2 separate regions of the Mus musculus genome follow, and region 2 is linked to region 1. Evidence: chromatin loops called from intact Hi-C (ENCODE). Cell type or tissue: heart. All regions are shown on one strand. Links, peaks and the distances in the headings refer to the core of each region. The heading gives the core; the rest is flanking DNA. Region 1 overlaps Phgdh (3-phosphoglycerate dehydrogenase). Region 2 has its middle 20 kb from the start of Gm40104.

The links. A loop is a pair of places that touch in the nucleus more often than their neighbours do. Peaks named below come from ENCODE experiments on the same cell type or tissue, not always from the same donor. Only the 100,000 strongest peaks of a DNase experiment are listed, where the experiment ranks them.
Region 2: it touches region 1 in a loop (3-fold over the local background); 14 of 42 quality-filtered maps call a loop at or near these places.

The regions. Positions count from the first base shown.
Region 1 is chr3:98,305,568-98,321,863 of GRCm38, reverse strand. It overlaps Phgdh (3-phosphoglycerate dehydrogenase), which reads left to right. Exons shown (of 12, transcript NM_016966.3): 6 at 519-651; 7 at 1,070-1,218; 8 at 2,092-2,244; 9 at 5,326-5,458; 10 at 6,669-6,799; 11 at 7,459-7,696; 12 at 8,407-8,693. The coding sequence ends at 8,561. Hmgcs2 (3-hydroxy-3-methylglutaryl-Coenzyme A synthase 2) reads right to left here. Exons shown (of 10, transcript NM_008256.4): 10 at 11,126-12,834. Among named protein-coding and RNA genes, the nearest start is that of Phgdh, 26 kb to the left of the region's middle. In heart, for the core only: a CTCF peak has its summit at 8,732 (motif pointing right); no DNase peak of the experiment used is centred there.
Region 2 is chr3:98,174,650-98,190,945 of GRCm38, reverse strand. It overlaps the pseudogene Gm9771. Among named protein-coding and RNA genes, the nearest start is that of Gm40104, 20 kb to the left of the region's middle. In heart, for the core only: a CTCF peak has its summit at 10,002 (motif pointing left); no DNase peak of the experiment used is centred there.

The DNA.
Region 1 (16,296 bases), core at 7,534-10,033:
GCTAGAGAAATTACCCAAGGAGCTAAAGGGAACTGCAACCCTATAGGTGGAACAACAATATGAATTAACCTTCTTTCTAATGGCACGTCTTGGTTTATCTTCTGATTAGAAGCTGTCCTTCTCTCCAGTCTGTCCTGGGCCTTACAGCTGCATCTACCAGCCTGTCTTCTGTTTCCTGTGGCACATTCCCCATGGGAGTGCCCTCCCTCACCAGTGCTCCTGTCTCAGGGCTTCCAAGACCCACTTGGTCCAGCCACACCGAAGTTGCTCCTGCACCTGCTGGGGGGTTTGGAGGTTGGTGAGAGGCAGCCTCTTCCCCTCTATGCTGGCTGTGCACCCTGCTGGTTCTGCAAGCCTCCTTCCCGTCAGGAGCGTAGCCCCAAGCCTCCTGTACTGTTCTGAGAATTACAGTAGGGAATTCAGTTAGGTTTCGTGTGGCACCAGTTACTGATGGTGCAGTTACTGATAATGATGCTATTGATATTAAGATGCCTCTGCCTTCTCTCACTTCTGACCAGACTGTAGGCTATGACCCCATCATCTCTCCTGAAGTCGCCGCCTCCTTTGGTGTTCAGCAGCTGCCGCTGGAGGAGATCTGGCCTCTCTGTGACTTTATAACTGTCCATACCCCACTCCTGCCCTCTACCACAGGTAGGCTCTCAGTGTGGGTTTTCTGCAGACATCATCAAGCAGGTGTAGGGAGGGAGCTGCCTGGGGCCTGCTGAGCATGATGATACTTTGTCACAAGTCCTTGCCTCAGATGGAGGAGGGGTGAGCTCTCTGGAAAAGCCAGGTGTCTAAATAGACTGAGGTAGTACAACTGGCATCCCGGGTAGAGGCTTCATGGGACCCTGCAGGGCATTTTGTTGGACCACCAAGCACCATTTCCTAAACTTCTTGACTCTAACCCACATCTAGTACAAGGTCTATTATCCCAGAGCATCTAGGAAGACAGAAGTGAGAACAAGGTAGCTATCCAGGAGAAAGAGGCCTTTGGGGAGATGTGAGTTATGGGACCTGTTAAGTGAGAGGGTCAAGAGCCATCATAATAGTCTCCTCTTTCTTCCAGGCTTGCTGAATGACAGCACCTTTGCTCAGTGCAAGAAAGGTGTGCGAGTAGTGAACTGTGCTCGAGGAGGCATTGTGGATGAAGGTGCCCTGCTGCGTGCCCTGCAGTCTGGTCAGTGTGCTGGGGCTGCACTGGATGTGTTTACAGAAGTAAGTGCTTGCAGCCTCTGTGTCGGGGTCAGAGGGTAAAGGTGAGGGGGGAGCACAAAGGCCTTGGGCAAGACAGTGCGCCATCTTGAAGCCCAAGAGCTCACTGTGTGCCAAGAACACACCTGCGGTTTTGAAGAGGCTGTGCTGCCTTCTGCAAAACTAAGGTCCTAAATAGAACCCATTCCTGGTTAAACTGTTAAACAGTACCCGTTCCTGGTCAGGCTGTTGCCGTATTGATGACTTGGAGAAGACAAGGGGAGTTTGTGTGCCACTCCCGATACTTAAGTCAGCCATATGGCCAAGAAGATGGCCTGCCTGGTACCCATTAGCTTTCCTCTTTTCCTCTTCCCTTCCCAGGGAGGCTCAGAAGCCCAGGAATGATGACAGTATTCTCCCAAAGTCCCCAGAGTGTACTCTTTCTTGTCCCAGCATGTTCAAAGGTTTAGCCTCAGCATACAGAGTGCTGAGTACGCACTTGCACCAGTCCTATTGGCCTCTCTCCTCAGAGATGTTATCTCAGCATCTGGGTTCCTTGGTGTGGCCCCAGAGGAAAGAGTGTGGACCTTGGCTTGAATGCGGGTTCTAGCTATGAGGCCGTGGCAAGTCACTGGCCCCCTCTGAAGCCCCACAGCACTGGGATGTTCCCAGCCAAAGGTGCACAGTGTTTTGGTTTGTGTTTCTGGGTCTCTCAACTCTGTCACAAGCTCCACTGTGTAGGACCGTCTTCTAATTATGCAGTAGCATCTTCTGCCATGAGTAACATTGCATTGTCTGCTGGGATCCGCATGGTTGCAATTCTCAAAGTTCAGTGGGAACAACAGCAGAGGGTGTATAGCCAGTTCATAACCAACTTAGAGATATCTCTCTGGGTAGGAGCCACCACGGGACCGGGCCTTAGTGGACCACGAGAATGTCATCAGCTGTCCCCACCTGGGTGCCAGCACCAAGGAAGCCCAGAGCCGCTGTGGGGAGGAAATCGCAGTCCAGTTTGTGGACATGGTGAAGGGGAAATCTCTAACAGGCGTTGTAAGTATTGCAACATGAGACTGGGGCCTGGAGTCTGGGAAGAGAAAAGGCACAGACGAAGCAGCTAGGGGTGGACAGGCTCAGCCCTGGGAACTGAAGAGTTGGAATCTGTACTTGTGTTGGCACTTGGGATAGATGGATGGAGCAGCCCTTCTGTAGTCTTGATAGCTAAGACCTTGGAGCTGGGAGTCTGTTTTTGAGCTGTTATATTGTAGCCTTGCTGCAGAGATTTGACCCTTCCCAGGCTCAGCCACCAGAAAAAAAAGGCTCCTTTGTTGTCCACATGCCTTGGGAGTGGGGTGGTGTTGCTAGGGTGACAGAGAGAGGCTCAGTGTGTGTGTGTGTGTGTGTGTGTGTGTAAGATGGAGGAGGTGGGTGTGCTAGGCATTCTTTACATCATGTCCTCAGTCAGAACTCACCCCGCTTTCTCTGTGAACCTTCCCTGTTAGTTGGCCCCTTGCTTAGTCTGGGGAATACCAGATGCCCCCACATTCTGGCCCTAATCCTTCCTGGGGGCTTGCTTCCTCTTTCAATGCTTTCTGAATCATTGGAGCTGTGCCTCAGGGTTTTTTTTTTTTTTTTTCTACTTATGATTGTGTTTGTTTGGTTGATTGGTTTTGGTTTGGTTTGGTGTTTTTGTGAGGCAGGGTCTCACTATGTAGCCCTGGCCTCAGACCCAGCTCTACCTCCTGAGTGCTGGAGTTAAAAGTGTGCCCTGTCACACTCACTGTCCACACCTTATACGACATAACAGGTCTATTAACTTGTTAAAGCTGAATTCTAAGTTCCCTGAAGACTGAAAGGCTGTCTAAGTTTCTCTGCAGCCTCTGTGAATGACCACCAAGCAAGTACTTAATACTCTGCAAAAATCGGTGGATCCAACTGGATGTGCGAGAGGACCCATGGCCTTTCTAACTGACTCACAGCCTGGAAATAGTCACTAGCTGGATTCCGCGCAGCCCTCCTTCCTCCATTTAGACAGCTCAGTTCTCTGTCTCAAGACAGTCAGGATGCCATTTGGTCTGTGGTGATTAGCCTCTTTGAGAGCCACTTGTGGTGTAAGAGCCTACAGAGCCTGTGGTGACCGTATGGCATTGACCTGTTTGTCCTCCGTCCTCTGCACACTGTATTGGCTCCCTGAGACCAGAGCACATTTTCCTGTTCATCTGGCCTCCCAGTGAGTTTTTGAGCAGGTGACCTTGATTGGGCTCCTGGCTGAGTTGTCCAACCAGAGAATGGAAGCCTAAATGAAACAGCCCCTCTCCTGCCTCAGCTGATGCCCTGCTAATGAACGTCCCACATTTTGGGCAATCTGACAGAGGACCTGCTCAGCTTTTTCAAAGGCAGGCTTCTGCCCCCTCCTTGCGATCCCTTTGAGGTAGCCACCTGCCCTGAGGTGGTGGTGAGATCCCATGACTTTCTGACAGGAACTTCTTCACACAAACTCCATGGAGTACAAAGACAGAGTGTTACCATCTTACATAAACTATGAAATCTCTCAGTCACCATAAACATTAGCAAGTTGAACGAACCACCCCAAGCTACTGATAGTCTTTGGAAAGAGATGTTTTTATTACAAGAGGACATCTCTCCCTAATTATGCCTGCATCTTCTCCAGTTCTCTGACCATAGCACAGACGAGCATTAGGACCAGTTTGGTTTCCAGAGGCGCCTGACTCTACCCTGGCATCTTCCTATTTATTTTCAAGTCTGACCACTGCACATCCTTTTATCTTTGTCATGGACCGACAGTCAGCGAGCACATCCCCAGGTTGGGCTCTGTGGGCCCCGCTCACTGGACAACAATGAGATGTGCTGCGGCTTCTGAGCTGAGCACATCTGCTCTGTCTGAGCCCTCTTCCTCCTCCTCGTCCTCTGACTTTCCTTCCTTCCTCTCCTGCAGTTTTTACAAGTAGCGCTAAAGTCGTGTCTAATGATAACTGAAAGCAAGAATAGAAGCATTGTTTTTTTTTCTCATCTCATAGCCACTTATTTGATTTTCTTCATCAAACCCGAGTTCTTGTACGTTTGCCAGTGGGGCGGGGGTTTGGCTTGTGTTTAGAGATGGGGTTTTACTCTGAATCTACAGCTGGCCCGGGACACAGAGAGAACCTCCTCCCTTGGCCTTCTTACTGCTAGAGATCATACGCAGGAGCCACCAAACCCAGATTTAAAGCCCAGGTTCCTAGTTAAACTCCTTCTTGGATGGATTCTTTCTAAGGAGCCGCAAAGAAATTGTTAACACCTGGCTGGAAGCCAGAGCATCTGTAACCACAAAAAGGAGTAGGAATTTTACCTCAGAACAAAGAAGCTCTGTTATTAGAGGTCCCTGGGAGTGGGTGGGGGGAGGTGTGTGCCTTGAGACTCTATACTTGGGATGTCCAGGGATGTTCTACTTGTCCCTAGATGCTCAATTTCCCAGCATGCCTCAGCATCTTGGCACTGGTGAATGTTTGAAGCATAATACAGTATAATCAGACCTGCCTGAATGTGTTTATAAGTCATGGCAACTGAGCATAGTGTTCAGCGACAAATGTGAGCAGTCACTTAAAATAATCAAAATAGATAATAAAATGAGCCCGATGTAGATGTGGTGGCTCACTCCTGTAATCCTAGCACTCAGGAGTTAGGTAAGGCTGGAGTTTCACCAGGCTAGACTATGAAGTGAGATCCTGTCTCAAAACGGAAACCGGCAAATTCGATCACCATCCCCGAGATGCACCATTCCGCCCCCCCACCATCAGTGACTTCCATGTTTTACTGTGCTGTCCCCTCTCTGTCACACAAGAAGCCAACCTCTCACAGAGAGAGCCAGTACCAATGCTGCTCAATGAAGGTAGCCAGGCTTCTTACCCCTGTTCTGGCCATGTAGCGTGGTTGAAACTTTCTGTGTCCTCTTAGGGCTATTTAGTACTTCTCACCTACAGGGACAAGTCCCTGTTCCCTGCTTGATGGTTGGTGGTCATCATCATCCACAACCTTAGTTGCCTATCCATGCCAAGCTGACCCTTGGCCACACAACACTGGTTCAGCTGTTCATTCGAGCAAGTGTGCCCTGATTTAATCCTCATCTCTCTGCAGGTGAACGCCCAGGCCCTCACCAGTGCCTTCTCTCCACACACCAAGCCTTGGATTGGTCTGGCAGAAGCAATGGGCACGCTGATGCACGCCTGGGCTGGCTCCCCTAAAGGGACCATCCAGGTGGTTACACAAGGTGAGCAGAGGTCTGGTCAGGTCCACAGCAGGAGCTAGGGGCACTGCCTAGGGACAGGGAAGTGGGGATGTGGACTTATCTCTGCTGGGTATGCCCAATGCTCATGGCAGATCTAGTGGCAGATTCAGGGGACTTGGATCCTGCTCTGGGTGTAACTCACCCACTATGGAGGTGGACAAAGGAAGTGTGTAAGTGGGATACAAATTCCCTGGGAAAACTTATTTAATTGTCACAGATAACAGTTATGCAATGTTTTTAGGATATGCATGTTTTCCATGCAAGAGAGACCAGGGAGTTTCTCTTTTCTTTCTTTTTTTAAAAAAAGATTTATTTATTTATTTATTTATTTATTTATTTATTTATTATATGTAAATACACTCCAGACGAGGGTGTCAGATCTTGCTAGGGATGGTTGTAAACCATCATGTGGTTGCTGGGATTTGAACTCAGGACCTCTGGAAGAGCAGTCAGTGCTCCTAACCACTGAACCCTGTCACCAGCCCAACCAGATAGTTTCATGTTAAAAGACATTGGGATCTGTAGAGAGATTTTAAATTATGCAACAAAATTGTTTGGGTCTGATTATGAACCTGTAGTTGCATGCAACTCTGCTTTCTTCTTGGTAGTGGGTCCACCATTCTGCAGATGGAGTCCGGTGGTCCCTTCTTCCTGTACAAGGCTGTCTTACCCTGTCACCTATTTGGCACCTGACTCTTGGGGAGAAAATGTGAAGTTGGGCAGGACAGTTAAATCCCAAACACTGGAATTACCAGGGACAGGCACAGCCAGGGGTACCATGTCCACTGGCCTGAGTACCCAGACCCTGAAGAAGCATGCCAGGGGGCTGAGGGCATGCAGTTACTTCAGTGTTTGCAAGGGTCTCGAGTTCCAGCCACTGGTGGCATCACAAGTTTTCAAGTATCTTCTGGGAAGACAGGCAGGCCATGGAGGCCTGCCATGAGTTGGACTGCATTTTGGAGGGGAGTGCCTCCAATTGGTTAAAGCTTCTTAGGTTTCTGGCCTTGGAACCAGATCTGTCCCAGCTGGCTTTCAGCACTTGGAAGCAGTCGCAGTGCCCAGTGCAGGGTGCAGTTGGGGTTCCCAGGCCAACAAGGGCCTTGTAGCTGAGGGTTAAGTGCCTGTGGCTCCCTTCCCCCTCCTGTGGTACCCAGTAAACAATGATCTTCAGGGCAACCTTCTGTGTCCCCAGGAACATCTCTGAAGAATGCTGGGACCTGCCTGAGCCCTGCAGTCATTGTCGGCCTTCTGAGAGAAGCATCTAAGCAGGCAGACGTGAACTTGGTGAACGCTAAGCTACTGGTGAAAGAGGCTGGCCTCAATGTGCGCCCCGTCGTTACTCTGAGCACTGCTCTGCCATCCCTTTTTTTTTTTTTTTTTTTTTTAAATTTGTTTCTTTGAGACATTCTCACAGAACCCAGGTTGTCCTTGAACTCCTGATCCTCCTGCTATTAACTCCCCAGTGCCAGGATTATAGGCACATGCCCCTGAGCCTCGCTTCACCCCTCATCTTAGAAGCCTGTTCACAGTTTCACTTGGGCTTGCTTCTTGCCATTCACCCTGTCTACTGATGAGAGCTAGTCTTAATTACTTCATCTGTAAAGGGAAAAAGCATATGTCTGAGCATTTCGAAGTGAGCTCATACTCACAAAAATACTGTATGTATAGTGCAAAAATGCTCTGAAGCAGGCAGGGGTGGGGGGGTCCTTCCTCCCTTTATGGGGCATATTGACTGTCCCAATAAGCTAATGTCTGGGGGCATAATGCTCATGCCATTTGTCCCTAGCCCCAAATCACCGAACTAGTGAGCCAGGACTGAACTGGTGGGCCAGGCTAGATCTCTCTCTCTCTTTCTCTCTCTCTCTCTCTCTCTCTCTCTCTCTCACACACACACACACACACACACACAGAGAGAGAGAGAGAGAGAAAGAGAGAGAGATACACATGGGTAATTAGGCTGTGTCTCTGTCTTCTCTCTACAGGTCACCACCTCCCACAACCCTGGGGTTCCAGGGGAGCAGGGTAGCGGGGAATGCCTCCTGACTGTGGCCCTGGCAGGTGCTCCCTACCAAGCCGTGGGCTTGGTCCAGGGCACCACACCAATGCTGCAGATGCTCAACGGAGCTGTCTTCAGACCAGAGGTGCCACTACGCAGGGGCCAACCCCTGCTCGTATTCCGGGCTCAGCCCTCCGACCCTGGGATGCTGCCCACTATGATTGGTGAGAAGGCTTTTTGTCAGGGAGGCTGGCCAGGCTTCTGAAGTAGAGATGGGGGGGGGGGGGGGGAATCCCTAGAATTGGGCCCTGGCCCTGGAGAGATGCTTCCTCTGGGCCTTTTTCTGCCTCAGGCATGTCTATATGTCCCTCACAGAGGGTTCCTGAACTGTTTCTACAGCGGGGAAGTGGCTTATCTGAGATCACAGCGGTATGGGCAGAGTGCCTGCTACTATCCCCGGCCATGGCACAAGTTTGCCATGTACACACACAGTCTGTGTCCCAGGAGTCCTTTATGGACTGCCTTTCTATAGATCCTAGTGGCCAGCTTAGCCACAGCAAAGTGTGTCAGAGTACCTCTTCTGTGGTGTGGCCCCAGTCTCCCCTGAGACCTGGGCTGCCGAAGGTTCTGGGTCTTGGCAGAGGGTGTGTCCCCAGACTTTGGGAGGTAGGGGGAGTCATCTTATCCCACTTGTCAGCTGCCCAGAGGGAGGTTCTCTGCTTCTCCTGCTGTCCTCCCTCCACCTCACCTGATGCTCAGGCAGTGCTGAGAGAGTCCCGTAGCAGAAGAAATTCACCTGTCCTGCCATTTAAGCTCCCTCCCCCTCCTTCCCTCTCCATCCCCCATGCATCGTTGGCCATGGAAGCCTGCTCTGGGCCCTGCCCTCTCACCCCTTCCCTCAACCTAACCAGGGCTTTCCTTTCCTTCCTCCCAGGCCTCCTGGCAGAGGCGGGTGTACAGCTGCTGTCCTACCAAACCTCCATGGTGTCTGACGGAGAGCCCTGGCACGTCATGGGCCTGTCCTCCCTGCTGCCCAGCCTGGAAACATGGAAGCAGCATGTATTGGAGGCTTTCCAGTTCTGCTTCTGACCCTGGGGTTCAGCACTCTCAGCCCCACAGGCTCTTCTGAAGAAACCCGCTCAACTGTGACCTATAGGGAGAGGGGATCGCAGAACCAGGGCATCTGCCTGAACTAATACCTAGTAAAGAATTCTTAACTCCACATGGTGTCTGTGTGATCATTATCCAGAAAGGCCAGCAGAGGGCGCCCACAGGCCGCCTCTCTAGGTTTTGGCAGCTGACCAGCAGGGTATATAGAGGAAGGTTAGGGTCTTCTGGATGTGGCTAAACACACAGGTCATATGCTGCAGCGGTGTAGAGATTCCGGGTCTGGGGAGGAGGAAGTAGTTTGAAGGTCATGTGGGAGAGTATGGGGGCATTTCTTTGCAGTAGTGGCCCTTGGCCAATCACAACCTCCCACAAACTGAAAAGGCAGAATTCACGACCACCACCCCCTCCCCCATTGGAAGATCTCAAACCTGAGGTATCACTCATTCTAAGGAATGCCCTCCAGTTAGCTGCACTTGATCTAGAGCTAGTTTTATAACTGAATAATGACTTGCTTTTGAAGAATTCAAAGTGGCTACCTCCTGCACCTGCTGAGGTCCAGCCTCAGCATGAGGAGAGTCCTGAGAAAGCTGGGAATGGGGACGGTGCTGATTCAATAATGACTCCGAGTCAGTATTAGATGCAAGCTGCTGGTTCAGGTACTCTCTCTGTTCCCTGACGATTCTCAGTACTCTTTATTCTTCAACTTCAGCTTAATTGTAATACCCAGAGAGAGACTGAAGACAGCCTTTTATTTACTAAGGCTACATCCTCAAGGCTTTGGTCACTGTTAATAATTATCAAGAATTCTTAGATTTACATCAACTCTGAGTCTGGATCAATAGTCCCAGCCCCCATTTCCTTAGAGCAGAACTGAGCACAAAGCAAGCACACATTTCCTTATAGGTTTACACAGCCTGTTCTTCACAGGTAGCTGGGCAGAGCTCTTCCAAGTTTCATTACAGCAGACAGTAGTCTTTAGTAACTGCTTCCATGTAAGAATAGAAAAGTGACAAACTACTAAAATTAAAATGATTCCTTACAAAGTTTTGAATTTATGTAAGTAGAAAAATTAAACAGTGCTCTCTAATATCCTTCCAGGCATTGTCATCTCCAATTCTTCAATCAGCTAGAAAAACAACACTAACTTTTTATATGCTTCCACATCATCTCTTAATTCTCTAATCTTCATTTCCTTTTATAAAAAGATTTATGACACCAGAAGAGGGCATCGGACCCCATTACAAATGGTTGTGAGCCACTATGTGGTTTCTGGGAATTGAACTCAGGACCTCTGGAAGAGCGGTCAGTGCTCTTAACCACTGAGCCATCTCTCCAGGCCCCTAGTCTCCATTTCCTTATCCTAGCAATTCCATAGCCTCATGTACTCTCCTTCTAACACTATTTATTCCTAAATTATGTATAAATTCCTACTTTTTCTATCCATACCCTTTTTTTCCTGATTTCACTCTAACTCTCTATCCTTGAAGTCTCCAAGTTCATCCTGGCTAATCAATGCAGCAGTCATTGAACTGGAGAGTACGTGTTCTTCTTCATGATTCCAAATTCAAGGCCAAGTCTGGCAATGAACCACTTCTACAAAGGACCATATAGGCTTTTATGGCCTCTGTGGTTATATTGTCTAGATCCTTTCCCATGGCCCTAAAGGCCAAGTGGAGGGCCTGTTCCTCGCCCTCCATAACCTCATGACCATCTCCATTCCTCATTACTGAGTACTGCATCTATTTCATTTACTATGCCATGATTAGCTCTGAGTAATGGGGGGAAGTCTATTCTTCAGAGAGAAAGACTGAAAGTGAGTAGTAAAGACAGAAGATCAACTTTGGGCAACAGCAACCATCAGCACATGTTGGAGGGCATGGGATTAATGGCCTGGTGATGCTCCAGGGTCAGGAATTGTGTCACACCTTCCCTTACACAGCTATGCCAGACCCAGCACCAGCAGTCTTGTGGGCATGGCTAAAGACTATAAAGATTCTCCTAGGGGATCTTCTAGGGAAGAAGTCATTTGAGCAGAGGATGTTGGTGTCTGGGGAATCACTTTGGGTTGACTTTATGAAGTGAAGAAAGGTGTTTGCCCCCAATCAGTGCCATTTCTGATATTCTACCTTGTGACATCCAATCCCTGAAACTTGTAGAGTGGAGTTTCACTCTCAAGTATATCGGCAGTGAGTCGGGGTAAATGTTGGAATGGCATTATAGAACTGGCCTTAAATGCTAACTCCTGGACAGTCAGTTTGAATGAAGAGTATCCCAGAGTAGCCAAAGGAAAACCTCCTCAGGCCTTATATAAAGGCTGATGAGGAAAAGAGCAAGAGACGTGTGTGTGTGTGTGTGTGTGTGTGTGTGTGTGTGTGTCTGTGTGTGTCTGTGTGTGTCTGTGTGTGTGTGTGTGTGTGTGTGTGTGTGTGTGTGTGATGGCGTGAGGGTGGTTAGGTACTGACAGCCAGTGTGTTCTGCTTATGAGTTGAGGTTTGTCCTTCAGCTGCTGTGTGGTGACAACAATCATTCACTCAGCCAGCACCTTGACACAATTTTGAAATGCATTTTATTGAGGGATAGAACACATTCATGCCAAAGTGCACAGGTGGCTTCTTGGGGACAGGTGGCTGAACTTGATTTCTTATAGTAGAAACAGTGACCCCAAGTTTGGTAACAAGAGGACACTTTCAGGAATGGGTTATCTCTTTACCATGGGGGTCCCAGGGATGGAACTCAGGTTGTCAAGGTTAGTAGCAGGTGCCTTAACTCCCTGGGCCATCTTCCCAGTTCCACAGTGTTACTTTGAGATCATCCCCTAGTTGAATCCATGTGACTTCTGGTAGAGGAATACCAGGGCCCAACAATGGGACACAGAAAGGGGGGGCTGTCAAGACCCTGCAGAGAGCTCTTCGTGGGTTCTGTGTCCCTGTCTTGAACCAGGGGGACACTGGCTTCTCTTTCGTGTAGACAGACATGGCTGCAGTGACCTAAGAAGGGAGCACGGTCCTGCAAGAAGTTCTGGAAAGATCGAGGGTCTCATGTGCATGGAGGGGCTGAGGAGGGGCTAGGGCTGGATTAGCTGCTCAGCCTGGGCCTCGCCCGGCTTTACTGCTGGTGGTGGGACATGGCCGTCACCGCATTTCATGTGTGTGTTTGAGGCTCCTCGGCCAGCTGGCTTCCCTCAAGGTTCAACAGAACCTCTGTCCAGAGCTTTTTCTAAAAGACAATGGAAGACTAGAACCCCTTGTCCTTCCTATCCCTCCCCTGCCCTCTTTTCTCCCCTTTGCTTGTGCCCAATGCTCACATTCCTAAAACATTGCTGTTTTATGAGGACTCTGTGTTCTCTTTACCCAAAGAAGAGAGGATTCTACTTCTGCGTCATCCTTTTGAGTTTGTTTCTGTTGTTGTTGTTGCTTTTCAAGACTGTTTCTCTTTATAGCCTTGGATGTCCTGGAACTTGCTCTGTAGACCAAGTTCACATGTATCAGCCTTGAACTCAGCCCTGCCTCGGCTTCCCAAGTGCTGAGATTTCAGTTCTGCATGATCATGCCTGGCCAACCTTATGGATTTTGCTTTGCCTTTAGTCTCGGTAACTAATACTGGCCACCTATGTCAAGGGGAGTTATCTACTGAGTACCTGCTGGCTCCATCTGGATATGGTGTCTGTAGGACAGAGAAGTAAGCAGTGGGTGTTCTGTGCCACTGTCTTTATTTGCCTTGTATCTGCCACACTCCTTTGCAGAACTGGCCAGACTTGTGGAGAATTAATTAATGGGGTGGTGACGTAAGTGTTCAGTCCTCTGAGTAAGTAGGTCTTGCCTTCTAGAAAATACAAGTAATTTCTTCTCTCTTTTTAATTGCCACATATTATTTTAGAACAAGATACAAAATTTAGAAACTTTAAGAAACAAGCATAAACTATAATAGCCCAGAGTCTGAGAATAAGCTGTAACAAATGGCTGCTCTGCCGGGCTGTGGGGAAAGATCTGCATCCCTGCAGGTCAGCGGCTCCCCTTTCTTTCATCTCCCTCTTCACAGGGGAGCTCTGGTCCACAGCAGCATGAGCCTGTGGCGCTGATTGTGTCAGGGAGAGACACCCAGGATTCACAGAGGGAGGCCGTTCACCACAGAGCAGATCCTATGAGGCTGCTGTGTCTAGTCCCTATTTACTGCTGTGGGTGGGATTTTAAGCAGATGCTGTTTGGGTAGCAGCTCGGCTCACCTTCTTTCCCCGGGGAATTGTTGCATGGATCTGTAAAGAGGGGAAACAGACTCAATCATCCCTTGCTCTGGGGTCTCCAGGACCCCAGGTTTTGCTCCTCCTCGGAGGCATAGATATGCATATAAGCCCCCCTGTTCTATGAGATCTGGGTACCCTCACTGCCTTCCCAGCTCCGAGTCTCCATGCCTGGGGAACCTATTATCCAGTGTTACAGGAGCCAAGACTGGGAAGGAGACAGGCGGGACCCTGTCACATGCTCTGCTGGCGGTTAGAGAGCCAAGCGGGCTGGCTGAACAGTGGCTCCATAGAGGACTGTCTCATCAACCTAAACACTCCATGTCACCTTCAGCCTTGGCACTCTAGATTCCCTGAGAACAGCTCAAGAAAAAAAAGCTCCTGTTCCCTCTTTGTGGCAAGGTGCTGGTCCGGCTCTTAGGGAAAAAAAAAGTCTGGAACTAGAAATCATCTTTCAAAAAATCTACTTTCTCTCTTGTTTGCTTGCTTGCTTGCTTGCTTGCTTGCTTGCTTGCTTGCTTGCTTGCTTGCTTTTGTTAAGACAGGGTCTCCCTCTGTACTCCTGGCTAATCTAGAAATATGTTACCCAGGCTGACCTCAAATGTGATGCCCCTGCCTCGGCTTTCTAAGTATTGTGAATACAGGTATGAGCTATCACCCAACCTCTGCATTATTATCTCTCTGCATCCCGTGACTCACCTAGCTCAATGGATTTAAAGGCCTCTTCTTTGCCTCTAACCTACCCCTAAGAACCATATTTCAAGCAACTCTCCTCGGAGGACCGCTGACCCAGACCTTCTCACTCTCATCCGGAATCCTTGGCTGGTCAACTCTCATTGCTTTGCCTTGTGCCTAACATCTTGGCTCTAGCACATGAGCAGCCTCACTAAAGGGGCCAGGTAGCTGAGACTGTTCCATTGGTCGGGGACAGTGGTCAATGCCCTGCCCTGTACTCTGTCTGTGCCTCTCCTTTGTTTGTAGACATCTTTCCTTCCTTTCCTTGCCCTGTCTCGGCTATACCTTTTTGTCCTTCCTCATTCATTTAGCATGGGGACTCTACTGAGATTTGGGGACTGTAAAAGAACTTCCTGAACTTCCTGTGCTTCTCTATTGGGTACATGTGCCACAACAGACATCCATGCTCAGGAATTACAAGCTTGCACTCTTGAACCCTTGACTTTCCTTAAAGAAATGCCATAAGGTGTTGGGAGCCGCGCCCACATTCGCCGTTACAAGATGGCGCTGACAGCTGTGTTCTAAGTGGTAAACAAATAATCTGCGCATATGCCGAGGGTGGTTCTCCACTCCATGTGCTCTGCCTTCCCCGTGACGTCAACTCGGCCGATGGGCTGCAGCCAATCAGGGAGTGACACGTCCTAGGCGAAATATAACTCTCCTAAAAAAGGGACGGGGTTTCGTTTTCTCTCTCTCTTGTTTCTTGCACTCGGGCTCCTGAAGATGTAAGCAATAAAGCTTTGCCGCAGAAGATTCTGGTCTGTTGCGTCTTTCCTGGCCGGTCGTGAGAACGCGTTTAATAACAATTGGTGCCGAATTCCGGGACGAGAAAAAACTCGGGACTGGCGCAAGGAAGATCCCTCATTCCAGAACCAGAACTGCGGGTCGCGGTAATAAAGGTTCCCGTAAAGCAGACTGTTAAGAAGGATTCAACTACATGAATTCAGAACTTTTCAGCTGGGGAACGGCGGTAACCCGTAAGTATAGCTTTACGAGGTACGCCTGGCCTTGAACTTTCTAAGGAAATTCAAGACAGTCTATCAGAAGTAAAGTGGAAAATGTTTGGCCTTGAATTTTTTCTAATGTTAGAAGCCCTTTTGTTCCTTTTCACATGTTATCAAGTGGTTAAGGCAGGGCAGATTCTGGATGAAGTTCAGGACAATCTATCAGAAGTAAAGCGGGGAGAGAGAGTAGGAGCAAAGAGAAAATATGGTACACAAAATAAGCATACAGGCCTTTCCACGGGTCTTGAACCTGAGGAAAAGTTTAGGTCAGGTAAGAATACCTGGGGAGAGATTAGAAGGAAGGAGAAGGAAAAAGAAAAGAAAAAAGATCAATTAGCGGAGGTCTCTAGGAGAAGGAGCCTATACTCATCACTAGGTGAGCTCAAGGAGCCAGTTCTTAATAGTTCTGAATCAGATGAAAAGGCTATTAGGGCCTGGAAGGCGCTCTCCCGAGCAGGTGAAGCCACTGGACAATAATGACAGAGGCAGGCTCTTGCAGCCTACAAGGTCTTATTGTCCACCCTAGAGTTGTAGATCAAGATTATAAAGGGGAACTTCAGGTTCTCTGTTCTTGTCCTCAAGTTGTCTTTTCTATATCACAAAGAGACAGAATAGCTCAACTAATAATTTTGCCAAGCCTACATGGCTGTTTTTTCTTCCTCTGATATTCCTAGAGCTGCCAAAGGGATTGGTTCTACTAGAAATGATTCTGATTACTTAATAATGCCTTTAGATTGTTGTCAAATTTTATCTACTCACGTAGGGGTAAACCCTCGTGGCGTCAGGCCATTACAGGTCTGACAAATGGATGTCACGCATATTTCCTCCTTTGAGAGAAATCAATATTTACATGTTTAGAAGAAACCCACTTAAAAATGGGATTGTGGTATATACTGATGGATCAAAAACTGGCATAGGTGCCTATGTGGCTAATGGTAAAGTGGTATCCAAACAATATAATGAAAATTCACCTCAAGTGGTAGAATGTTTAGTGGTTTTAGAAGTTTTAAAAACCTTTTTAGAACCCCTTAATATTGTGTCAGATTCCTGTTATGTGGTTAATGCAGTAAATCTTTTAGAAGTGGCTGGAGTGATTAAGCCTTCCAGTAGAGTTGCCAATATTTTTCAGCAAATACAATTAGTTTTGTTATCTAGAAGATTTCCTGTTTATATTACTCATGTTAGAGCCCATTCAGGCCTACCTGGCCCCATGGCTCTGGGAAATGATTTGGCAGATAAGGCCACTAAAGTGGTGGCTGCTGCCCTATCATCCCCGGTAGAGGCTGCAAGAAATTTTCATAACAATTTTCATGTGACGGCTGAAACATTACGCAGTCGTTTCTCCTTGACAAGAAAAGAAGCCCGTGACATTGTTACTCAATGTCAAAGCTGCTGTGAGTTCTTGCCAGTTCCTCATGTGGGAATTAACCCACGCGGTATTCGACCTCTACAGGTCTGGCAAATGGATGTTACACATGTTTCTTCCTTTGGAAAACTTCAATATCTCCATGTGTCCATTGACACATGTTCTGGCATCATGTTTGCTTCTCCGTTAACCGGAGAAAAGGCCTCACATGTGATTCAACATTGTCTTGAGGCATGGAGTGCTTGGGGGAAACCCAGACTCCTTAAGACTGATAATGGACCAGCTTATACGTCTCAAAAATTCCAACAGTTCTGCCGTCAGATGGACGTAACCCACCTGACTGGACTTCCATACAACCCTCAAGGACAGGGT
Region 2 (16,296 bases), core at 8,789-11,288, 130 kb after region 1:
AGGATACTGCCAGAGACATGAATGAAAAGTCCTTAGATGGGAAAGCCATCAAAATGGAGCAAGCCACCAAACCATCATTTGAAAGTGGTAGGCATAGACTACCTCCACCTCCAAGAAGCAGAGGCCCTCCCAGAGGTCTTCAAGGAGGAAGAGGAGGAAGTAGAGGAGCCAGAGGACCCCCTCACTGGGACGACACAGGAATGGTGGTGGCTATTGCATGAATTTTACCATGAGTTCTTTGAGAGGACCTCTTCCAGTAAAATGAAGACCACCACCACGAAGTGGAGGTCCTCCTCCTAAAAGATCAGGACCTTCAGGACCAGTTCGTAGCAGCAGTGGAATGGGAGGAAGAGCCCCTGTGTCACGTGAAAGAGATGGTTACTGAGGCCCGCCACGAAGGGAAGGCCTTCTCGAAGAAATGTTTGTTTGTCCCCGAGAGATGATGGATATTCTACTAAAGATAGCTATTCAAGCAGAGAATATCCAAGTTCTCGAGATACACGAGATTATGCACCACCACCAAAAGATTATACTTACCGCGATTATGGTCATTCCAATTCACGAGATAACCATCCATCAAGCGGCTATAGTGACAGAGATGGATATGGTCCGGATTGTGACTATTCAGATCATCCAAGTGGAGGTTCCTACAGAGATTTGTATGAGAGTTATGGTAACTCAATGTAGTGCTCCACCTAGAAGAGGGCCCCTGCCATCTTACAGTGGAAGCAGTCACTATGATGATTACAGCAGCTTTCGTGACAGATATGGTGGAAGTCGAGACAGTTACTCAAGCAGCCAAAGTGATCTCTACTCAAGTGGTCATGATCTCGTGGGCAGCAAGAAAGAGGGCTTCCCCCTTCTATGGAAAGAGGTACCCTCCGCCACGTGATTCCTACAGCAGTTCGAGCTACGGAGCACCAAAAGGTAGTGGCCGTGGAGGAAGCCGATCTGATGGAGGGGGAGGCAGAAGCAGATACTAGGAACAAACAAAACTTTTGGACCAAAAATCCCCACTCAAAAAAACAAACAAAAACTGAAACTTAAACTGTCTGGTCATAAACTAACTACCAAGGGCTACTTAAAAGAAACATTGCATTACCTTTCTAAAATTCCCTGCTCCCTTTAATACTGTTTATGTTCTTGTGAGGGGAAAACGTAAGGCATGTTTAATTTTATTTGCTATTATGAGCTGCTTTCAACAAGCAAATGGTAGATGTGTGAGCCTTGACTTGTTGCTAGTGTTGTAATTTTCCAAGTAAAAGTGTCCCTAAAGGCCACTTCCTGATTTTTCCCAGTAAATGAGGCACGCAATCCCCAGATCTTCCACAAACTTCCAGCCATCTAGATGGCCTCTGGTCTCCACTGAGAGCTGAATCACCCTGCCTGTGCAGACAAGCTAGCGGTTAGAGAGGGTTGGTTGCATGTGCTACTTTCAGGATTTCAGGGTGTCTTCCAAACAAAATCTCAATGTTCACAGTATATATATTAAAACAATCGAACAAACCTGAGATCCAATGCTTAGAGATGTACCATTTACCCAGAAACCCTCCTCCCCCGAAAAAAAGGAAATGGATAATGGCCATATTTTGCTTTTCTGACACTTCCTTGGGACTCTACAAGAACCTCCCTCCCTGAGTAAGACCATTTAAGTGTGTGTTAAACAACTCCAAAATACTCAATAAAAAGTCTGACAAAAAGAAAAAAAGAAAAAAGAAGGTGAAAGGGAAAGAAAGCTACAGGTACATAATTCCTGATACGAGTTCTAGAGGGAAACACAAGGGAAGAAAACAGACAGTTAACAATTCCTTTAATCCCAGCACTCTCGAGGCAGAGGCAGGCAGATTTCTGACATGGAGGCCAGGCTGATCTACAAAGTGAGTTCCAGGATAGACAGAGCTATACAGAGAAACCCTGTCTCAAAAAAACAAAACAAACAAAAAAATTAACATAAAAATTAGAAAGGCATTCTGGTTTGTCTACAGATAGAAAGTATCTATCACACACACACACAAACAAACACACACAGGCACACCTTGATGAAAATGTATAGTTTTAAAGTGTACGGAAAGAGGGGAGGAGAGCTGGAGAAAAAAAGGAGAATTCTATCAACAGAGGTTAAAACAGGAACGGACACTGGGGGTGAGAGGAGAGCAGAGAGCAGGAGCCCCTTCCAGGGTCGAGCGGACTGAGGCTTACCCCAGACGGTGGCAGTGTTAAGGAGAGTCACTTACAAAAGTCGCAGGCAATGCCAAAGAAAGGCACTCGGGAGAATGAAAACAAATGACTGTGAGAAAGAGCTGCTGTTCCAGGGTCATTTTCCATGGCCCCCAAAACATTCCAAAACCATGTCAGAGGGGAGGCAAGCAGACCCAACAGGATCGCCATTTTATCATTTCAATACCCAAGAAATGATCAGTTGGCATTGTTAGCACTTATTGATGTCACTGTCTTAGAATCTGAAATGGCATGGGTGCTGTATAGAGATGACACAGGTATCTCTGGAAGATAGGGGAAGCCCAGGGCTTTTTCCACTTCTCTCACAGTCAATCCAGAATACTTTACCTGCAGTTTCTGAAATCATACATGGGATTTTCCCCCACATTTAACTAATCAGTTCTCCAATGGACCCAGTTGTCGCCCTCAATTTTGACTTAGTTCTGACACTACCTTAAGACAGCACTGGGCTTAGTATTTGAAAACTTGGTTTGCGCAGCTCTCTGCCCCGCCCCCCACTTCCTATGCCAAGTGCAAACAAAAGCTGGGAGCTCAGCTTCTGACCTATGGTTACAGCTGGGGTTCCTACAACCCGCTCCTTGGCTTTGATTAAATTGCTAGAGCAGAACTCAGGAAAACACCCTCTCTTTATTGGTTTATTGGGCTATTAATAAAGGGCATGACATAAGAAGCACAGCTAGATGAAATCCAGCAGGGATAAGGTATGGGGAGGGTGTCTGCAGTTTCTGTACCATCCGCTCCATGAGCACCACCCTCCAGGATGTTCCACGTGTTCAACTATCTAGGAGTTCACACAAACTCTGCCCTTTAGGGTTTTATGGTGGCTTCATTATGCAGACTGATTAAGTAATTGGCTATCTGTGAACAACCAACCCTTCTGCCTCTTTTATGACAGTCATGAGTGATATAGATGTTCCACTTGTGGCTGAGCACCCCCACACACACTGACCTATATTCTCTATACTTTGATCAATTGAGAGTTTCTACCTTAACCACTATCTACTGCACTATGAAACCTCTCTGATGAGATCACTATCTACTGCACTCATCTATCAGTATTGGGATATGAATTTAGAGAGGAGTTTGATAGTATACCAATTTACCAGAGTAACAGTAGTAATGGCACCCTGTGGGCTCCACAGCCATAGGTTCTTGGCCAGATTTACAGTACTAGACTGGCGTTTCCTTCCATGGAGTGGGCCTCAAACCCAACCGGAAAGTGGTGGGCTACACCTAAAACACTCATGTCACTACTGCACTCATGGGCATATCTTGCCTTGCCCAACATTATTGCAAGTCACAGGGTCACAGCTGAGTGAGACTGGGGATTACTTTTTTTTTCCAGCAGCCTCCAAAAACACCGTCCAGTGTGATGAAAGCTAACCAACAGGGAGGACTCTTCCTAGTCAGGACATGAGTTCTCCATGTCTTGTGAAAAGGAAAAGGGAAATAATAAGGGTGGAGGTTTTCAAGTGAGAAAAGATATGATCATAGGGCAAAAAGAGGGCTGTGAAGAGGAATAACAAATATGAAGAAATAGCCATACAAAAATCCATTATAATATACATATCTACATACATGATACACACACACATATGTATATATCCACACATGTATATATGTATACACACACACTCACACATACGCAGTGGCTTGAATGAGAATGGTTCCCATAGGCTCATAGGTTCAAATGCTTAGTTCCCTGCTGATGAAACTACTTGGTAAGGATTAAGAGGTGTGGTTTTATTGGAGGAGGTGTATCAGTTGGGTCAGGCTTTGAGATTTCAGAAGCCCATGCCATTTCCAATTAGTTCTCTCCCCCATCCCTCTTCTTCTTTGTCTGCCTCCTTCTTGAAGATCAGATGTAAACTCTTAACTACTCCAGCGCCATGCCTGCCTGTCTCCTGCCTTGCTTCCTGCCATGATGGTCATGGACTTTTACCCGAGGTAACCATGAGCCTCGAACTAAATGTTTTCTTTAATAAGTTGCCTTGCTCATGGTGCTTCTTCACAGCAATGAAAAAGTAACTAACACACACACAAACCTATTATAAGATACCTACCTTTTATTATTATAATTATATATATAATTATTATAAGATACCTACCTATCTACCTATGAGTTGAGTTGATGTTACCATTCACCGGGAATAATACTGCTTCAAGAACCTGCAGTTTGGAAAATAAAAGGACAGTACAAGGCATAGGATACAACTTCATTGAGTAACTGATCAGATGTATTTGGAGACTCTTCAAATAGTACAAACCATTTTTGTTGCCCTAGAATTTGTATGTCCCTAGAATTTGATAAGACCATTGCTGAAGACACATTTTGGTCTTATCAAATTCTAGGGACATTTGCATTTTGGTCACAGAACTTGAATCTTGTTTCTTTCTTTTTTTTTTAAGTTTTAAAAAATTGTATTTTATGTATATGAGTATTTTCTTTGCATGTACATATGGGCACCCTGTATAGTGCCTGCAATAGTCCGAAGAGGGCATTGGTTTCTCTGAAGCTGGAGTTACAGATGGTTATGAGCTACTATAAGAGTGCCAGGAACTGAATTTGGGTCCTCTGCAAGTTAGTGAATGCTCTTAACTGCTGAGCTATCTCTCCAGCCCTAGATCTTAGGGGTTTTGTTTGTTTGTTTGCTGTGTTGTGTTTGTTTGTTTGTTTGTTTGTTTTAATATATGCAGCTAGGGTCTCTGGAGGTACAAATGTATGCAGGATACAAAAATAGAAGAAATAGAAAGGCACTTATAAAGGGGAAGAAAGAGGTCTAAAGGAGAGGAACGGAGGACAAGAGAAAGTGACAAAGTCTAGCTGTCATGAATGGAGGGGGAGGGATGGAGGCATCAAGAGAGGGAGGGAGGCAGAGAAAAAAATAAAACAGTATTTATTTGTATGCTTACCAAAAAGTTATTTTTAAAGTACATTAAAATTAGAGAAAATCAAATATAAGCCAGAAGGGAAGCACTTAAAAAGGCCCTGTATTCTCTAATATCACAGGGAGAACAGGGTAGCAGTGCAAATAACAGGGCTTCTGAGATTAAAAGTTGCCTTTGTGATGGGAAAGAGGGGAACAAAAGACAGTTTATTTCTAAGAGAGTGGGGGTGTAGTTCAGTGCAAGAACATTTGCTTAGAGGTGCTTTGATCCTCAGCACAGTGTGTGTGTGTGTGTGTGTGTGTGTGTGTGTGTGTGTGTGTGCGCGCGCGCACAGAGAGAGAGGAATTGAAATTCTATTTCTAAGAGAGTAACAGAGGAGGAGTAGCAGGTGCCACATGGCCGTTGACAGGGAACCAGAGGAGCACAACAGAGAAGCTATACAGTGAGACCTGGAAAACCGTCTCCAACCATGGCTTCCAGGCCAGAGAGGCGAAGCCATAGCCGTGAGCTAAGCCAGATGGCGTTGGTTAAACAAACCTAACCCCAAAGGACAAGCTCCCAGTTGTGGCACACTTAAATCGAGTGTGGGGACTCAATGACAGTTACTCCTCCCAATACTGCAGGCTCTCTCACATGTCAGAATGCTACAGCCAGCCACCTTGAGGTGGGGGCTATTGTTTGAGACTGAATTTTTTTGGAGACCTGAAATCAAGAGACAGCCACAAGTCAGGGAATCTGGGGATAACATGTCACAATGTTTGGGCAGGAACCTCTGACTGCATCACATTAGCTGATGGCATAGAAGAGGAAACAGGCAATATGTGTCTTTTTATGTCTGGCTTCGTTTTGCTTATTTTTCAGGTTCCGTCCATTTTCCCGTGAATGCTGTGATTTCAGTGTGCACATGAACCTGTGTCCTGCTTCCTCTCTCCATCCTTCTCTTGACCCACCTCCGGGTTGGTTCCATGTCTTGGCCACTGTGAACAGTGTATTAATACAAGCCAATGCATAGGTATCTCTTTAGAACACGTGCTTAGGAGCCTTTGGGAGTATTCTTGGGAGAAGTCTAGTGGGGTCAGGTGGTAGTTAGCTTTTGGGGGTTTTTAAGAACATACACATGGAGTTGCACAGTGGCTGCACTGCTTTAATTTCTGGCAGTGACTGAAGGTCTTGCCCCTCATCATTGCTGGCCTTTGTTGTCACTGATTGTCTTGATGTCAGCCATTCTGACCAGGATGAGATGGAGTGTTGAAGCAGTTTTAAAGGGTTTTTTTTTCCCTCCCTCCTGGTGACTAAAGGCACTGAGTACCTTAAAAAAAATATTGGTTGAGTGTTTGTATTTATTCCTGTGGGAATAGCGTTTTCAATTCATCAGTCTACATACCGACTGGATGGTTTGGATTTGGGTATTTAATTGGGGGAGGGGGATCTTTATGGTTCAAAGTATTAATTTCCTGTCAAGAGAGATCTGCCTGGCTCGGGCTGCAGGCACTACCCAGTAGTCATTGCTAGAAACCTCGTACAAGCCTTATGACACAGAACAGAAACATAAAATCACAAAAATGCAAGATGTTTCATTAATAAGATTGCTAGTGTGCTAATTGATCAATGAATATAGTTGAACTTATTGCTAAAAGAGACAAAAATACTGTTTATAACTCCATCTGTCATTTCTCTGTCAGAATTTAGTGGGCAGGAGGGTTGCCATAGTTCTTAGCCAGCCTGGATGATATAGCAAGTACCAGGCCAGCCAGGCATACATACAACAATACATGAATATACTCTAATAACTGTGTGTATGCATACTCAAACCAGGCTTTCCAGGTCCTCTCTTCCACAGCCTCAGGCAAAGGCTCTCTCAGCAGCTGTATCCTTCTGATGGTCACTTCTGCCCATTTGTGTTGGTGGTTCAGAAATGGTCAGACTAATGCCAAGCTGTCTACACAAGTTTCTTGTTCAAATTCTGGGGAGGCAGTGTTAGGATCTCTGGGTCCAGGGATCATTTTAGGGCCAAAAGACTTTTCAGAACCTTAACAAACATGATCAGAACCCTGATTCAGGGCTTTGATTCCCACTGCTGCCTAGCAAAAAATGTTTGCATCATAACCCCTCAAATCTATGAAGCTCTGAAGAATTTTATACCTGGCATTGTTGTAAATCATTTGCTTCTCACAAAAATCCTGTGAGACAAGAAGTGTTAGGCTGAAGAGATGGCTCAGTAATTAAGAGAGCTTTCTGCTCTTCCAGAGGACCTGAATTCAGTTCCCAGCACCCACTTTAGGCAGCTCACAACTGTCTGTAAACAGTTTCCAGAGGATCCAAAGGTTTCTGCTGATCTCTGAGGACAACCATCGGTAACATCACACACACACTCACACACACACACACACACAATTAAAACAAGTATTTTTATAGATAGAGAAAACGAAGCATAGAAAAGTAGATCAATCTGAATCAATAGATGGTATAAGGAAACTAATCAATATGAACCAGTGGATGATACATAAGGACTGATTCAGGATACCACACTGCCTTTGGAGTAGAATCTGTGCTGAGAATATCTTATATTCAGATTCCTGTATACTCACTGATAAACTTCCTGATTTCCAGAACCGAATTCTTACACAAATGTGCAGGCCATGTCTGAGCCTGAACCTAAAGTGTTTGATTTCCTTGAACTAGTTTCCTCTCCATCACTGTTTACATCAGAAAATGTCTTTCATTCTACTTAGTTCTATTTTGAAACTTTGAAGATAATTTTGACTGTTTTTTTCATACATTCTCTGTACTTCTCTATTGAAGATTTTTAATCCAACAATATGGCTGCTCTGGGAAGAGATTACACCCAAAGACCTTCTAGGTCTATGGAATCTGACCAGAATGCAGACACACTCTGCATTATAAGGTGATCTGGCTAGAATACAGACATGCCCTTGTTACATAATCCCTAACAATGAAGGTAAAGTTAGTTTATAGAATAAAGCAGCCATGTTTGAAAGTAATATCTAGTTGAGGGGCAGACAAAGTGACAAATCAGAGAAAGATTTCACAGAATGAATCAGAAAGAAAATATGCCCAACTCTCATGAGAACAGACAGGAAAGAGAGACTACTTAAGAGAGCAGTGAGGAGGGGGCAGTGAGAGAGAGTTTGTTTTACAGAGACAAGCTAACAGGTGAACACAGAATGAGCCAGAGAAAGAGAATGAGCCAGAAGATTAGAACAGATCACCAGAGTTAGTTTGGGCCAGAACATCTGAATTGAACCAGCCAGCCAGAGTTCTAAAAGAGCAGAAAGGGTGAGTTTATTCAGTAGTGAGTTTCTGATGTGACAATTCCATCTGGCAAATAAAAGTTACTTTTATCAAACCTTTAAGAATTTATCTAATACTAATGTCTCGAGTCCATTTCAAATTATGGGTGACATCTGTATGGTAATAAAAACTTCAGAGTCTTTAAAACATAGAGATAAACTAGAGATTTTAACTTCCTATTGAAAATTATTTCAGAGCATAATACCACTTCTACCCAGCCCTTCACCCATGTATAGTCCTTTTTACAGAAAGAGAAACTTCACATGTCTACGTGGCCTATGTTTAGGTTAACATCACACAAGGAATAATCTTTTGAGGACAAACCTGTGAGAGACAACTGCTGTTCTATGAGAAAGTTCCATGTAATGACTTCAGTATTCAGTGTTTCTGATATCAGAAGAGAGATATCTGATGTCATCACAAAATCTATTCTTGGTGCCCCACACATTATTATTATTATTACCATTATCACTATGGAAGTGCCTCCTTGTCTGTGATAACAGAAGCAGCAAAGTTGAGGCTCTGAGGAAAGTGAAGATACTTTAAATGCTCTTTTCAGAAAAAAAAAAAATGCTAAGGTGGGTGTGGTGGTACCGTCCTTTAATCCCAGCACTTGGAATGCAGAAGCAGGGGGATCTCTGTGAGTTTGAGACCAGCCTGGTCTACAAAGGACAGCCAGGGCTCTGTTACACAGAGAAATTCTGTCTTGAACACACACACACACACACACACACACACACACAAATTGCTCACTCCCAGAAATGTTTTGAGAGGACTATGAGATTTTAGAGCAGGCTAGTTGAATCAAGTTCTGTCCTTTCAGGGAGCCAGTTCCCAAACACAGGACAGGTGGCTCTTTATCCTAATGCCCAGTTTTCAATGATGAGACCATAAGACACATAAAGAAACAGGAAGAAATGCCTCCATTCAGAGGACCAAAATCAAGCTGTGGGAAACCAACCCTGAAGAGACCCAGATCCCTGGATTACTGTAGATGCCAGTAAGCTAAAGGACTGCACAGAAACCTAAATGCAATTAGAAAAATGGCCTGCAAACCAAATGAGAACACAGTTTTGTTTTGTTTTGTTTTGTTTTGTTTTGTTTTGTTTTGTTTTGTTTTGTTTCTTCTTTAAATACACATAGTGACTCCCAAAGTCTGTGTAGAAGGCTTGGTCCTTGTGTAGAAGGGATGGTAGCCAGACCTACTGAAAGGTCCTTTGCCATGGGAAGCTGTGCCTTTAAGGGATCCTGCTGCTGATCCTGTGGAGCCTGCAGTTCATGGTGTGAGGTGGGTTGCTACAGAGTCAGTTTCCTGGATAAAGGGGTCTTGTTGTAACAGCACCCAGGCCTTAAAATATGACTGCCAAAATCCCAGCTAGATGAGTAAACGAGTTTATCATGAGTTGCTCACAAAGTAGTGAGCAACTGCAGGGTCTGGGAAGGGGAACTGCATTCATCCGCAGTCACCAGTACTCTGCCTACCTACCAAAAGCCTGTTTGGCAAGGCTGTCTGCTGCAGAATGAATGCAAATCTAGGCATAGGGCGCCACCTATTGTTAACACGCCAGCAGCCACTAGGCTCACCAATCAAGTGATGGGCCCATCCTTGCTCACAGTCAGACCACCGAGAATGGTCTTATTTTGCAGCAGTTCGGCATGCCAAACAGCGAACTGGAAACTCTTTGCAAGAAGGACTTACTCTGTCTATGCTTTGGAAGAGTCTCAGCACTACCTTTGCTCTAATATTGGTCCCTAGTGATGCTGTCTGGTACCCTCACAGGAGACCCAAAATGAAGGGGCTTCTTCATCACAGACTGGAACTTGCAGAAACATAAAGTAAATGATCTATTTCTCTAAACTGTATCAAGCATTTCATCGCAATAGAAAGCCAACTAATGTATGGACACAGGCCAGGGTAAATATTATGAACAAAGGAAAGAGGTTTAAATTACTGTGCTGAAAAATTCAATTACCAGGTTAAAAATTAGCTAGGTGGTTGTTGAATTAATCTAGTTTACATTGCTATAGCAAAATAACCAAAGCTGGGACCTTACAAAGATAGGAGGTTTGTTTACCTCACAATTTGAGAGGATGGAAAGCCAAACAGCATGAAAACGCTCCAGTGAGGGACCCCTTGACTGAACCACACAGCAGATGGCATCACCCAGGAAGGGTAAAGAAACAAGAAACAGTAGACCCTGAAACAGGAAGCCAGTGTACAAAGAAGGGCCTTTGATGACTCTCGCTGAGTCCCACCACATAAAAGTCTCGGTGCCTCTTCCACATCATACCCAAGACAGAATTGAAGTGGAAATCTCTGGTTACTTTAGACTCAGTTGTGTGATGTTTCTGGAAACTGTCTTATGAGAGGATGCTTTGCTGAGAGCAGACAGGTGGTGTTTTTCAGGAAGCTGCTAGGGGTCAGGGGGAGGCACATGAGGTGTGGCTAGAGTGGATGCTTGAGAGGACATGTGATATTTGGAAAGGATACAAGTATAACCCAGCGGACACTGGACAATGAATGCTGTGGCATTGGTTCACCTTGCTACGCTTTGCTAGTCTTCGTTGGGCTTTGCTGACACTGGTCTTCACTGACGACACTTCATGGTATTGGCTCACCTTGTCTTCTTTGGTGAGCATTGTTTATTGTGACTTCCATAGGAAAAAAAAGGTGCCAAAGCACTTCTTGGGATATTCCAGCAGCTTCTTGCTACTTCTGCAGACTCGGGACAATTGGAAGAGCCTCTGGCTTTCTTCTGGATCCAACTGTGAGCTGAACTGCTGATATCCTGACAACAAAGATCAGAATCGCCCCAAAGAACCATTTCTAAACAGGTTCACTTCCCCGTGTCCTAATAACCTTTCTTTTCCATTACTTCTGGTGGGTGATAGGCTAAAACGGAGGTTGAAGCATTTAAGAACCTGTATTAAAGTAGGTTTTCTAAACCTACACAGAATCCCAGCACATTCACCTTTCAAAGGACAGCCCATGCCCAAGCCATAGTGTTCTTTCTCTGGCCCCTCGGGTCCATATCTCAATGCAAATATGTTTATTTCATCATCTTAGCCCCAACACTTTGTAGAACTACTCAAGGGTTCCCATCCAAAATTTTGTCTCAGACATGATGCAAACTCAGATGTGAGTGGTTGTAAAACAAAAACCAAATGCCTGCCTCTTCGATTCATGATGGGGCAGAGATAGGATGAACATTCATGTCTCGAAGGGGAGAAATAGGGAGGGAAATGGGAAAAGACGATTCAGAGCAAGACAGAAACCCAGCAGGAAACCATTAAAATTCAAGCCCGAAGCTCTGTGTTCTGTGCACGTGGGACTGGAGGGGACCCCATGCCTTAGGTTATGACACTCTAAGGCCCTGCTGCTTACACTGTTGCTCTCTTTGACTGCATTCTGACATTGGTGGCTTTCAGAAGTACATGCTGCTGGCCATTCTGCCTTTCTGGGATACTCAAATATGGTCCATTCTTATAGCTTAACTCAGTATAGCTCACTATAGTGAGAGGTCCCTGCAGGGATTATGACCATCAAGCATACTTTTGCCTGCCCATTCAGTCTTTAGGTTGAAACCTCAGTGGAAGCCACCATGAACCCACAACTCTTGCATTCTGTACACCAAGAAGACCCTCACCATATGCCGGCATGTCAGCTACCCCAGCCTGCTTGAACAATGGTCAGAATGGCCACAGAGCCCTTTCCCTTGGAAGACAGAGGGATAGGTTCCAACACAGATCAAAATAGAGTTCTAGGGCCTTCTTTGAAACAACTCCAGCCTGCCAGAGCTCCAGGCCTGTCATGGAAGCAGTAGCCTCAGAGATTCTAATATACCCTCAGATCTCCTTCCTGCTGTCCTGGCACAAAGCGACTGGTGCCCTTTGTCCTTGCCAGTCTCCTTAGAAGACGGGCACTCTGCCATGCTGCTTTGTTTTCTGACACACACTTTTCTGTTTTCCTTGGCTAGGCTGAGATTTTTCCAAAGCCTTTTGCTATGCTTTCCTTTGCTCTCAAATCATGCTAAATTCAGCCAAAACCATCCACAGCCCATTGCATAATGTTGTTTTGGAATTTCTGCCAGCAGAAACCTTAGTCCATCACTTCAGTCCAGACGTCTATGGAGTGGTAAGGGCGCAAATCACTATTTCTTTGTGGTGGTATAACAAGGGAGCCATTTTCTCCAATCGAATTCATATTCCTAATAGCATTCATATTTCTGAGACCAGTTTCTTAGTCCTCCCTGGAGTTACCTGCAAGGGCTCTGCATTGTAAGAGTCTTGGTCTTTTTCTCCTTTTCTCCACCACACTTCTCTAACATTTTCCAGCTGCCAGTTACAAAACCAATTACAGTAAGAACATTGAGGAACCAGGGAGCAGTTTGGGACCAGAGAACACAAGGAATAAGGCAATAGTGTGGGACCAGAGAATGCTGAATAAGCAGGTCTCTGACTCCAAGAGTCCCAGAAGACCAAGGCTGCAGAGAGCAATGGCTCCCAATCTCTCCTCTGTTACTCACTACCACATGGAACCCAGCAGAACCAGATGGATCTCACAGAACGTCACCTTTCAACTCAACCCAGCTGGGCCAGCAACTCAGCTCATAAGTAATTTTTTTGTCTCTTATTTTACCTCCTACTTGTGTCTCACTGTGGTTTGACTTTTGTTTGTCTATTGCTCAGTTGGGTTTTGTGTTTTTCTACTCAGTGCCCTGTAAGGTAATATTTACTATTCTCTTTAGCCACACCTCCCCAATTGACTCCTCCCCTTCCTAAGCCTTTTTATCTCTCTTTTAGCCTCATCTCCTCCTCCTTTTGCTTCTTAAACAGAAACTCCCACAGCTCTAAGTCTCTAACTAAGATCTGCAGACCCGAACAGTATCCTACCTCTCCCCTTAGCAACTTTACCTACCTTGATTTTTAATTTTTTTCCCGCAAGGTTATCTAATGATTAATCCTTAACCTTACCCACTTCACTGCTAATCCTATGAACTAAAATCCAAGTATATTTCATACTATCCTTCTTTTTTTACTCTTCTACGTTGTTTTAATTTTTTACTATTTTAAATGTGTGTGTGTGTGTGTGTGTGTGTGTGTGTGTGTGTGTGTGTGTGTGTACAGAGGCCAAATACCCCTGGAACTTCAGTTACTGGCAATTGTGAACCACCTGATATAGGTGCTGGGAATCAAATTCAGATCCTTTGGAAGAGCAATACATGTTCTTAATCACCAAGCCATCTCTCTAGCTTTCTCCAACAGCTTTGAAACCCAAGGGGCTACTGTTATTAATTGGTTAGTACTCCAGGTGCTTAGCGGTAGTGTCAGATAGCTGTGGCTGCTGTCCCCATTAAAATTCTACTCATTAATACAGAACTTAGAGCAGGCACCCAGGGCTCTGGGTCTGAGTAATTCTCTTCTGAACTACACACTCAACACTACTACATCCAAGTGTCTCATAAACATTATAAATACTTCAACAGAAAGATTATAAATGATTAAAAAAAAACCTTTAGCCATCCCAGCACATGCTGGATGTCATGAACGAGGATAAAAAAGAGAGAGAAAAGACAGGAAGTTAAGTGGGTAGGAACTAAGGGAAGGGAGAATCTAGGAGGAACTCTGGGAGGGGTGACTATGATCAAAGCACGTACAGAATTCTCAAGAATTATTAAAAATGCGTTTTTAAAACACCTCAAAATAAAAACAAGCCAAGCAAAGAAGTAACATGAGATGTATAAATTACAATGAAATAATATAATAAAAATGAAAAAAACAAAAGCAGCATATTCCTTCAAAAACTACTAATCCTATAGCAGTGGCCCCTAACGAGAGTGAACTGGAGGGACGTGGTTTCCCAATTTTCTGAGAAACAGCCATATTGGTTTTCAAAGTGGTTGTACCAGTTTGCACTCCCACCAGCAATGGAGGAGTGTTTCCCCTGCTCCACATCCTCGCCCAGCGTGTGCTGTCACTTGTGTTTTTGATTTGCATTTCTCAGATGACTAAGGATGCTGAACATTTCTTTAGTCTTTCTGGGCCATATGAGATTCATCTGTTGAGAATTCTGTTTAGATTTGTATTCTATTTTTAAAATTGGATCATTTGATTTGTTGATATCTAGTTTCTTGGATTCTTTATATATTTTGGATATTAGCCCTCTGTCAGATGTAGAGTTGATTCCTGGTATTTTCTTGATTTTATCCTTTTTTTTTTCTTGCTTCCTCTTATATTTAGCTATTACTCCAACATCATTTGTTCTTTCCTGTGGCCTTATAGATAGGTTTGTTTTTCTCTTTAGTTTAATTTGTAGGGTTACTTCAAGGATTGTTTGAGGAGCTAGCTTAAAGGACATGAATTCTTTAGTCTATTTTGTCATGGGAAGTTCAGATCTTTCAGGTATGCTCTTAAATTGCTAGTATAAGATCTCTCCATTTTCTTTCTGAGGGGCACTTAGTGCTAAGAACTTTCCTCTTAGCACATCTTTCATGTGTCTGACAAGTTGTCCATTCATTTTTGTTACATTCTAAAAAAAAAAAAAAACAACTTTTAGAGCTTTAGTTTGGTACAGGATGAAAGATCTGTTTGCATTCTTCCACACACCAATATCCAGTTAGACCAGCATCATTTGTTAAAGATGCTTTGTCTTTTCCACTGAATAGTTTTGGCTTCTTTATAAAAAATCAGATGTCCATAGGTGTGCGATTTACACGTGGACTTTGATTTGATTCCATTGACTGACCTGCCATTTTTATGCCAATACCATGCAGTTGTGTTGCCATAGCTCTGGAATAAAGCTTGAAATCAGGAATGGTGACACCTCTGGAAGTTCTTTTCTTGTACAAGATTTTTTAGCTATCCTGGGTTTTTCATTTTTCCATATAAAGTTGAGTATTGTTCCTTCAAGGTCTGTAAGAATGGTGTTGGAATTTTGATGGGGATTGTCTTGAATCTGTAGATTGTTTGGGTAAAATGGCCATTCTTACTGTGTTAATTCTACTGATCCATAAGCCTGGGAGATTGTTCTATCTTCTGATATCTTCTTCATTTTTTTTCTTCAAAGACTTGAAGTTCTTGTCATACAAGTCTTTTACTTGTTTGGTTAAAATTTCCCCAAGATTTTTTATATTATTTGTGGCTGTTGTAAATGGCATTGTTTCCTTGATTTCTTTCTCAACCCATTTGTCATTTGTATATAAGTACACAGTAGCTGTCTTCAGACACACCACAAGAGGGCATCAGATCCCAATACAGATGGTTGTAAGCCACCATGTGGTTGCTGGGAATTGAACTCGGGACCTCTAGAAGAGTGATCAGTGCTCTTAACCACTGAGTCATCTCTCCAGCTACTGATTTTTGTTGTTGTTGTTGTTGTTAATCTTATATCCAACCACTTCGTGGAAGGTGCTTACCAGCTATAATTCTCTGATAGAATTTGGGGGGTTGCTTATGTATACTATCACATCATATGCAAATAATGATACTTTGACTTCTTTCTTTCCACTTTGTAGCCCTTTGCTCTCCTTTAATTGTCTTATTGTTCCAACTAGAACTTCAAGTATGGTACTAAATAGATGTAGAGAGAGTGGACAGCCGTGTCTTATTCCTGATTTTAGTGGAATTGTTTTTGAGTTTCTCTCCATTTGATGCTGGCTATTGGCTTGCTATAATTTGCCTTTATTATATTTAGTTAAGTCCCTTGTATCCCCAATCTAAGACATTCATCATGAAGGGATGTTTGATTTTGTCAGACATTTTCAGCATCTAATTAGATGATCATGTGGTTTATTTTCTTTCAGTTTGTTTATATGGTAGATTACATTGATAGATTTTTGTATGTTGAACCACCCCTGC